2 separate regions of the Homo sapiens genome follow, and region 2 is linked to region 1. A link is an interaction called in ENCODE POLR2A ChIA-PET data of the cell type or tissue named here. Cell type or tissue: GM12878. All regions are shown on one strand. Links, peaks and the distances in the headings refer to the core of each region. The heading gives the core; the rest is flanking DNA.

Region 1 (5,398 bases), core at 532-4,531:
GCATACATAAAAAGGGAACTATAAATGATAACAGAAACATGGCCTGGAATCACTGTGCTTCCACAGCTGCTGTTTTACTAGCAGGGTAGAGAGGAGAGCATCTTTTACTTACCTTTGTCAAACCCGAGACTTCTCCCTTTGCTAGCGGTTTGCTGATGGAGGGCGTGTACACTTTGGCATCAGATACTGGCTGCCCTTTCATAAAATGTTTGCCTGATTCATAGATGTCCACTTCAACCATCTTCCCCATGAACGCAGGGTTCTTTGGCACTAAAACCTTAAACACATTTGTTTCAGAGGCTTAATTTTTAAAAATAAACATTTTACTTTAGAACAGTTTCAGATTTATAGAATTATTGCAAAGATAGTATGGAGAGCTCCTGTATACCTAACTCCCAGTTTTCTTATTATTTACCGTCTTACATTAGTATAGCACTTTTGCCACAATTAATGAACCCAAATTGATATATTAATATTATTAACCGAAGGCATACCTAATTATCCAGGTTTCCTCATTGTCCCTCAATGTCATTTTTCTGTTCTGGGATCCCCTACAAAGTGGACTCTATCTTCTAGCTGCTCAAGGGTCTGCAGAGCCTGCAGGAAGGAAAGGCACTCCTGGGAGGGGCTCCTGGGCCCCTGGGCAGTGCTTTTCCAGTGCAGGATGTGCCTGATGTCCTGAGGCACGTGGAAGGCAGACCTGGGAAATCCCCCAGCAATCAGCCAGCCACTTCTGGACAGGCCTTTGATATCTTGCTTTTGGCTATTCCATGCAATGAGGAAAACCGAGACAATACTGATGAAAGCCTTATACTTTTAATACTTTCCAAGTGAGCTGTCAGAGTAATGGTTTGAAAAGACACTTCAAACAGGCCTGCGTGTTTGTGTCCGTGCATGTGTGTGCTGTGTTTTGAGGGAGAAGGAGGTACATTTAAAAGAACCTTCCAATAACACTGTACACTGCTGTTTGGAGCTAAATGACTCCTGAAACTAACAGCTGCCGTTCATTTCCCTTGCTCTGTTAGAAAAGGCATGTGTTTGTCAGTCCTGGGAATCTACCTCCATCTAGAACCAGTCCTCTGAAGGGTACTTTGGCTTGTTCACAGGAAACTGTCAGGTGGTCTCTTTCCACTAGAGATTCCTGATAAAAGTACTTGTTTACTTCAAGCAAACGTTTCCCTTCCTTTGGGACCCACAGGTAGCTTGTGTGTGTGATGTCTCCCTTACACTTCTATTTTAGCACTGCAGCGACTTGCCAGTCTTTTCAAGTTAGAATCCAAAATAAATAGACCAGTTCTAATCCAGTAATACTTGGATATCTAGATACAATCTTCATCTCTGGAACTCATCTTATTTAGAAAAATAATTCCTAGAAAATCTTTGATATGCTTAGTTATAGAGACAGAAAAGTCAGATGAGAGCCAGGAGTTCCACAGCCAATCTCTCTGAAAGGCAAAATTGAATCTTGGTCTGAGTTTGATTTTTATGACCACTGAGTACACTGCTTCATCAAAGTAGAAGAAAAAGGTCACCTGGGTGGTGAATTACTTAGGGCAGGCAAAAAGAACTAAAAGAGCTTTAGTGTTAGGATATAAAAAGCCCATTTAAATCAGTTTTTATAAAATAAGAAAATCTCTAGACCAAACTAACCCTGGGAGATTTGGTACTATTCTGGGGAAAAATAACCCTCCTTGATCTGCTGCCTTGATCTGAATGAAGGGCTCAGTGTTTTCCCCTCCTCCAGTTTTAATAATTGGAAAAAGCCCGACTGCTTTAAATTGGAGGAAGCAGCTAACGAGGCATGCCACTGCCTTTAAAATGAAGGGAAAAAAGTTCCCTGCTGAGGCAAAACCCAGATGGCAAGAGAAAGGAGAGAGAAGAGGCAACCAAAATGCAATCAAGCTCCTCCCCAGGGCTGAGCAGAAGGTTGGCCTGAATAGGAAAATGGCCCTCTGGGGTATATTAATGAGATGGGGAAATGGGGAAGCGATGCAGGCCAGACATGGAGTGCTGGGAGCCCTTCCTCAACTGCAGTCTCCACCGGTACTGAACAGAGCACGTTTAGTCTGGGCTTTGAAAAGCTCCCCTGTTTCCTGGGGACGCACTGCCCAGTCTGAGATGATTCCCTGGGGAATGTCAATGCTGGGGGCCTCTTCAGCTCCTGCTTTCCTGCCTTCTGACACAGGCAGCCTGCTTCCTCTGCCCATCCCTCATCCGACTTGTCCACCTTGGCCTTCAGCATCTTCTCAAGCTCTAATTCCAGCCATGATCCATAGCAAACATTTTCACCTCTTATCTGATAAGAAAGAAGCAAAAAAGTAGGAAGCTCCATTTGATTTTAATACAATCCAGAATGATCAGTGAAAATCTCCGTACGCCCATGACAGTCTCCCACACAGGCTATCATGAGATGGGAGACACAGGCTACCATAAGATGGGAGAGGAGGGCGTATCCCATCTCTTCCCTGGCCTTGGCCCTTGCCAGGGTCAATGACCCTGAAAGAGGCACTCTCTTTTCCTCAGTCACTTTTGAATTGCTCTCCCACCTGGAGGAGTAGAAACCCTGATGCTGAAACAGAAGTCAGGCTCCTCGGTGGGCAAAGGCAGGCCAACTTAGATGGCCAGGGAAGGAGGGCTAGTAATTGGGGGCGCCCCTAGGGATGGCCTTCAAAGCTCTCACAGTGAAGCTGGTTTGATCCTCACACTGGTCTGCACAGTTGTTCATACAATTAGAGTTGAGTCCAAGGAATAGACTCCTTTTCCTCTGCTCCCAGCATTTTTATTAAGGTAGAAGTTAAAAAAACAGATGCTAAAACTAAACAAAACTAAAAAACCAACCAACCAACCAACCAATCAACCAACCAACTAAAAAAACTGTCCGGGTGATGTACCAGCGAGAGGAAATCCCTGCCCTTTCATGCTGCTGTCGCCCATGCAGACATCCTTCCTGTGGTCTGAGCAGGACTTTCCCCCCTGCTTTGCCAGGGTGTGGGAATTCTGGCAGTGCTAATTGCCTGGTTCCAAACGCCCAAAAGCCTAAAGCTGGTCCTGTCAAAGATTAATGTGAACTAAAATAGACTAAATACACCTATTCCTTTGTACAGAACATATTGTAGAGTAAGTCACAAAGATAAAGTCCATGTTAGCCTGGCTGGCTTGAAGCGATAAAACAGCCTTGTTGTGACAAGATTCAACACTCTCCCCTTTAAATGCCCTTTGCTTAAACTTTCAGAACTCTTTCTCACTTTGGAGAAAACTCAAGAATACTGAAGTGCCTCTTACCTGCTCATAGAATTGATTGTGTGCAACATAAAACTTGGAATCAAAAGATTCTTCTGTTACTAACACTTGTTGTCTTTCACCAATCTGTGGAGAGAAGGGGAGGGAAAGAAAGGAAAGATAAGGGTAAACACCTGTGAATCCAAAAATAAAAATAAAGGCTAGCCCAGGTAGGTCTGGACCAAGTAGCGTCTTCTTGAATTTAAAGTAGACTCTACATTGCTGGTTATTTAACAGCGAACCCTGTTCAAATCACGGATTCAAATTTTTTGAAAGACATTAATTATCTGGCAACATAAAATTAGCATAGTATAAACTCTTATTTTCTTACATAACTCTGAAACAGAATTTGATCTCCTTCAACATAAGTAAGATAATTAAAGCTTCTATGACATACAAAAATCTTCTAAATATCACTTTGTTTCCTGAAACAAAGTTGCAAAACAAGCCAGAACAAGCTGCTTCTAATCCAAATTCATGAAAATATTTTGGCAATATGAAAGAATAGTAATAAACATTCATTTGAGTTATGAGGGATGTAACACTAAAGAAAATGCCTCGGAAAACTAGTCATTAGGACCTTGCACCTCCACATTTCATATCTTACATACAATTCTGAAAGTACTGAGTAATTCACAGAGCTATTTACTTATTATATACATTTTCTCTGTCACAGGCAACTGTCTCTTTGCTGCAGTCATGACCCCATGTTCATTTATTATTTTTTAAAGAGAAAGACAGCAAAAACATGGAATTGCTAATTTTCCACAGAATTGATGTACATTATGATCTAGGCACCCATTTTTAATAGCAAAGAAGTAAATCAGCCAAAACAATGGGTAAAGAAGTGTGACTATTCTAAGGAAATTCTATAATTTCCAAGTTTATTCTACTGTGAAATGCAGCACTTAAGGTATCAAGTATTATTATTATTATTATTTTTTTTTTTTGAGACAGAGTCTCACTCTGTCACCCAGGCTAGAGTTCAGTGGCATGATCTTGGCTCACTGCAAATTCCGCCTCCCGGGTTCAAACGATTCTTCTGCCTCAGCCTCCCGAGTAGCTGGGATTACAGGCATGCGCCACTATGCCCGGCTAATTTTTATATTTTTAGTAGAGACGGGGTTTTGCCATGTTGGCCAGGCTGGTCTCGAACTCCTGACCTCAGGTGATCCGCCTGCCTCGGCATCCCAAAGTGCTGGGATTTCAGGCATGAGCCACCATGCCTGGACTCAGTTACTCTTTTTACAAGGTTGTCAAAATGTCTGATACAGCAAAACAACTGTACTGAATGACTGTGCCGGGGATTATTTTTACCAATGCTACTTAATAATTATGACCCCCCCAAATTAAAGCCCACTGGCAAGATAATTTTTTAAAATTCCTATTCTCATTTGTAGGGACTTGTCACCATGTTCAGGCGGTTACCATGAAGGAAACATAAACACAGCTGCACTAAATAGACCACCTAACAATTAAAAAACAAATCAAACTCCCCTCTCTATCATACAATGCCAGTACCTAAATACACCATAATTTACTATCTAGTTTACTATCTCATTCAAAATATAGCCCTCTTAGCCAAAAGTTGTAAGGTCTCTGAGATGACACTTACTAAAGACTCTTTTCACTGTCTGAAAAACAATGGAAGTTCTGGCAACATTAATCCCCTTAAAAAAATCAAGTGTAAAAAAAGAAATTTCCCCCAACTTCCATGTTGAGCTTCAATGGCTCTGTTTATCAAAAAGGGCTGGTGAATATTGGGTATCACTGAAGTATATTCTTCTAGAAGAAAACTTAGAATGTTTGCACACATTTCACAGTGTGAGTTGCTTATGACTTAGGATAAGTATCTGTCAATGGTTCTTAAGGAAATCTGCAATTACACTTCATTTAACATCAAGTTTTCAGGAAATTAACAACAATGTGAAATTGTAGAGCCACTGAAAACTATGCTGCTTCTTTCTTCTTCTTAGAATCAACGTGGAGAGTAAGGCCCATCATGTTTGGGCTGCTCTATTTCATCTGGAGATGATAACAATGACAGTAATATATACAGAGTTAAAAAGACTTGCTATGTTTATATAGTAGAAAGCTGGGCTTTTAATCAACCATAAGA
Region 2 (5,398 bases), core at 703-4,702, 200 kb after region 1:
AAAAAGATTTTTCAGGATTCCAAAACAAACACCATTTCTACTTCACTTCCAAGGAGTTTTACATTCTGCCTTGTTACATTTGTGGGAAAAACATCAGTATTTAAGGCAAACACTTGAGATCCCATAATCCCCTATACTGGAATACAGAAAGTTTCCAAATTTAGGTTAACACATTTTTTAATACAAATATTATTGCCAAGACAAATGACATATTTGTACAAAAAAAATCAGGAAAAAAACTCTACAACTCACCTGTTTCTTTCTTTTTTTTTTTTTTTTTTTTTTTTAATTTCAGTCACATATTTTTTGAGTATCTATTACGCAAAAGGCACATGACCCGACAGTGAGGCCAGCCACTTCACCACTGGGCACCTACTAACTTTCATACTTAAGATGCATAAAAAGAAGAGAAAGAAGAGATGAAGATTAAGAAGAACGTATCTTGCCAAGCGAAAGAGAATACATTTAAGTGAAAAACATTAAAAACTCAGAGAGTGTTTAAAAATTCCTCCAAGGATACAAAGGGGGCGAATAAGAAAGAGTGACAGAGGTGAAGTTCTGTAATGTCACCATTCATGTAAGCATTAGGTAAGATGACTAATGTGGCCCTTCTCCACTGCTGCATGCTGTCAGGTCATCGATTTGAAAGAGAGGGAGGAAAGGAAGGAGAGAAAGAGAAAAAGAAAAAAGAAAAGAAACAAAGAAAAAAAGAAAAAGAAAAGTGAAAAGAAAGAGACAGCAGGCACATACGGCCTTTCAGAGTCCAGTAGTGAATAAAAATGTCATAAAGGGAGTGGCTCATTAATAAGTTGCATGTGTCCAGTGATTCTTAGTTTTCAAAGTATTGCACTTTCACATCTGTTACCTCATTTCATCCTTCAAAAAATATTTTGAAGGATCTTATGGAATCAAAGAGCCAGCTAATTCCGTCCAGTTACCTCTCAGCTCTTCAAGAGTTAGTCATGCATACGGATCAACCATGCCCTGTGTTTCTCCATTTTCTTTTCATTGACTGTGAACATTAGCATTTTAGCCAAAGGGGAAGCCCAGAGATGAACTCAAATCAGTCACCTTCTTAGCAGCGGTTGTTTAAAATAATCCTTTCACTAAGATTATCAAATACAATTACTCATAGATATCCTTTATCCACACTTTCTCTACCAGGAATTAATAGGTATATACCTTATTAACCTTGTTACATATAGACTACTAAATTGGAATTGGAGTTGAAGAATTTCTTATTTAGTAGAAAAGCAGCTGGATACACTTTCATGAAACTGTTACATTTCTGGGCTGGGTATTCAGTAGGCTCTTTTTTTTTTTTTCTTTTTTCTTTTTTTGAGATGGAATTTTGCTCTGTCACCCAGGCTGGAGTGCACTGGCGCGATCTCAGCTCACTGCCACCTCCACCTCCCGGGTTCAAGTGATTCTCCTGCCTAAGCGTCCAAGTAGCTGGGATTACAGGCATGTGCCACCACGCCCAGCTAATTTTTGTGGTTTTAGTAGAGATGGGGTTTCACCATGTTGGTCAGGCTGGTCTTGAACTCCCGACCTCAGGTGATCCGCCTGCCTCAGCCTCTCAAAGTGCTGGGATTACAGGCGTGAGCCACCGCGCCTGGCCTCAGCAGCCTCTTTGTAGCCATACTGCACACTTGGAGCTGGGCGAGGCAGAGCCACACTCACATTACGCATCCTACAGTAAATATGCTGGCCTTATGCTAGAATACTCTGCCTTTCAGGTTCTTCACACTTGAACATCAAAATCCCCCCCAAATTTAAGAAACATAACTGTACAAAGATCTTTGTTTTCTAAAGTGGCAGCACTCACAGCTTTAGACATATCTATTGCGGTGAGAAATGACATCTTGACATGTAATACACTTTGCGAGATGAAACTTCACACTCAGGCTGTGTACCTTCTTCTCATCTATAAAATGGAGAGAAGGATAATATTCACCTCATAGGGCTACTGGGCTATTGTGAAAATAAATTAAGATAATCCAGTATATGCTAATAGAGTAAGCACTCCATATGTAAATCATCTAATTTTTTATTTTTTTTCTTTTGGTAAGTATTTTAAGTTCCCTGTATCACAATTTTATATGGATTACAGGGAACCTATCAATAAATAAAACAGCTTTCTGATAAGCTAGTTCCCGAACTAGCAAGTGAAGGAGAAATAACTGGTACTGATTTGCATGACATAAATTTGAAAGGGGTTTACCAGCAAACATGACCCCGGGCCAGAGAGGGTGGTGCAGTTTCTCTTGGAAACACTCAGGGTGGCCTCTTACTATAAACAGGATACTGAGCTAGATGAAACTTTGCCCTGCTACAGTATGCCAATTTACAAATTAAAATGTTAATAGCAAACAAGTAGGATAAATGTAGTGGTTTCCCCCTCCCCCCGCCACCCCCGTGGTTCTCAAAATAAACCTTCCCACTAGTAATTATCTTTAGCTTCATACTACAGGCCTTGCAACTTTATACTGCTAGAACACAAAATAAAAATACACTTGCCCCTTAATTAAAGTCCATGTTTCTACCACTGAGAGAATCATGACTTAACACAGATTAATGTCCCCAAGGAGACAAAGTATGTATTTTTTGTTTTGCTTTCTCTTCCATTCCTCTCCTTGCTCAGCACTCTTAGTTTAGGACAACTTGTGTTCTCTTCATCTTTCAGAATCTTCTTCCTTTATGACTTCTCAGCAACTTGTTCCTGGTGTTACCAAAGTGTTTACTTAGCTCTTCCTGGCAATACAATAATGAATCTCCAGAACTGAATGCTACAAGGCTGCTACAAGGCCAGAAATTATATTTTACTCTTCCCTCTGCATTTCTACAATAGCTTATACTGTGCTAAGCACACCACTAAACATTTAAATACAGATATGGGTTACAACTACATCAACATACACGAAAAGAGGTGTAAATTGTAATTTCAATAGGAAGACAAACTTTCATTCAGTAATATTTCAGTTTGGCTCGACCAGGTAAACAAACATATATTCAAGTAGGTAAACAGGCATTTAATCAGCCTGCCTTAATTTCTGGAACAAATGAATAATTATATGTAAATCTATAGGTATATACATAAGTACAGGCATACATCATTTTATTGTGCTTCCCAAATATTGTGTTTCTTACAAATTGAAGGTTTGTGGCAACCCTGTGTCAAGCATGTGCACTGGCAAATTTTTTCAACAGCATGTGCTCACTTCGTATCTCTGTGTCACATTTTGGTAATTCTTGCAATATTTTAGACTTTTTAAATTATTACTGTATCTGATGTGATGATCTGTCATCAGTGATCTTTGATGTTACTCTTGTAATTATTTTGGGGTGCCACAAACCGCGCCCATATAAGATGGCAAATTTAATAAATGTTGTGTGTGTTCTGACTGCTCTTCCAACTGGCTCTTCCCATCTTGGGCCTCCCTATCCTCTGAGATACAACAATATTGAAATTAGGCCAATTAATAACCTGACGAAGGCCTTTAAATATTCAAGTGGATGGAAAAGTCCCACGTTTCTCACTGTAAATCAAAAGCTAGAAGGCATTAACCTTAGTGGGGAAGGTATGTCAAAAGCTGAGACACGTTAAAAGCTAGGCCTCTTGCACCAGTCAGCCAAATTATGAATGCAAAGGAAAAGTTCTTGAAGGAAATCAAAAGTGCCACTCCAGTGAACTCATGAATGATAAGAAAGTCAAACAGCCTTATTGCTGATATGGAGAAAGTTTCAGTCGTCTGGATAGATGATCAAACCAGCCACAACATTCCCTTAAGCACAAACCTAATCCAGAGCAAGGCCCTAACTCTCTTCAATTCTATAAAGGCTGATTGAAGTGAGGAGACTGCAGAAGACGTTTGAAGCTAGAAGAGGTTGGTTCATGAGGTTTAAGGAACGCTGTTTCCATAACATGAAAGTGCAAACTGAATAAGCAAGTGCTGAAGTAGAAGCTGTAGCAAATTATCCAGAAGACTTAGCTAAGATCACTGATGAAGATGGCTATGGCACACCGCAGATTTTCAATGTAGACAAAACAGCCTTCTATTAAAAAGTGGTGGCATCTAGGACTTTCATAGGTAGAGAAGAGAAGTAAATACAAAAGGCTTTGAAGCAATGCTTCAAAGCTTCAGAGGACATAAAGACTGACTCTCTTGTTAGGGGATAATGCAACTGGTGACTGTAAGTTGAAACCAATTCTCATTTACCATTCTGAAAATTCTAGGGCCCTCAAGAATTATGATAAATTGACTCTGTCTGTACTCTATAAATGGAACACCAAAGCCTGGTGAGAGCACATGTGTTGACAGCATGGTTTACTGGATATTTTAAACCCACTATCGAGACCTACTGCTCAGGAAAAAAAGATTCCTTTCAAAATATTACTGCTCATGGACAATGCACCTGGTCATCTAAGAGATCTGATGGGGATGTACAAAGAGATTAATGTTTTCGTGCCTGCTAACACAACATCCATTCTGCAGTACATGGACCAAGGAGTAATTTCAACTTTCAAGTTCATTATATAAGAAATACATTTTTGTAAGGCTATAACTGCCATAGTGATTCCTCTGGTGGATCTAGGTAAAGTAAATTAAAAGCCTTCTGGAAAGGACTCGTCATTCCAGATGCTGTTAAGAACATTCATGATTCATGGGAGGAGAACAAAATATCAATATAAACAGGAGTTTGGAAGACATTGATTTCAACCCTCATGGATAACTTTGAGGGGTTCAAGACTTCAATGGAGAAAGTAAGTGCAGATGTGGTGGAAACAGGAAAACAACTAGAATTACAAGTGGAGCCTGAAGATATGACGGAATTGCTGCAATCTCATCATCAAACTTGAACAGATGATGAGTTGTTTCTTATGGATGAGCAAAGAAAGTGGTTTCGAGATGGAATGTATTCCTGTTGAAGACACTGTGAAGACTGTTGAAATGACAACAAAGTATTTATGATAATATACAAATGTAGTTGATAAAGCAGAGTTTGACAGGGTTGACTCCAATTTTGAGAGAAGCTGCACTGCCACAGCTCCTTTCTTAACCTTTAGCAATCACCACTCTGATAAGTCCATAGCCATCAACATCGTGGCAAGACCCATCACAAGCAAAAAGATAATAACTCGCTGAAGGCTCATTTTTTAGCAATAAAGTATTTTAAAATTAAGGTATGTACATTTTTTACACATAACGCTATTGTATACTTACTAGACTATAATATAGTATAAACATAACTTTTACATACACTAGGAAACTAAAAAATTCACGTAACTTGCTTTATGGTGATATTTGCTATTTTGCAGAGGTCTGGAACCAAACCTGCAGTATCTCTGAGGTATGCCTGTAACAATGAAGACACTTTAAATAAAGGTAGCCCCATC

The links. ChIA-PET counts read pairs that join two places held together with the same protein. Peaks named below come from ENCODE experiments on the same cell type or tissue, not always from the same donor. Only the 100,000 strongest peaks of a DNase experiment are listed, where the experiment ranks them.
Region 2: POLR2A ChIA-PET joins it to region 1 with 9 read pairs; 1 of 35 experiments calls an interaction of 5 or more read pairs at or near these places.

Annotation. Positions count from the first base shown.
Region 1 is chr6:21,195,989-21,201,386 of GRCh38, reverse strand. It overlaps CDKAL1 (CDKAL1 threonylcarbamoyladenosine tRNA methylthiotransferase), which reads right to left. Exons shown (of 16, transcript NM_017774.3): 14 at 3,283-3,366; 15 at 113-277. Among named protein-coding and RNA genes, the nearest start is that of LINC00581, 310 kb to the left of the region's middle. In GM12878, for the core only: no CTCF peak of the experiment used is centred there; no DNase peak of the experiment used is centred there; H3K27ac peaks cover 1,288 bases.
Region 2 is chr6:20,994,553-20,999,950 of GRCh38, reverse strand. All of the region lies in intron 10 of CDKAL1 (CDKAL1 threonylcarbamoyladenosine tRNA methylthiotransferase), which reads right to left. Among named protein-coding and RNA genes, the nearest start is that of CDKAL1, 460 kb to the right of the region's middle. In GM12878, for the core only: no CTCF peak of the experiment used is centred there; no DNase peak of the experiment used is centred there; H3K27ac peaks cover 714 bases.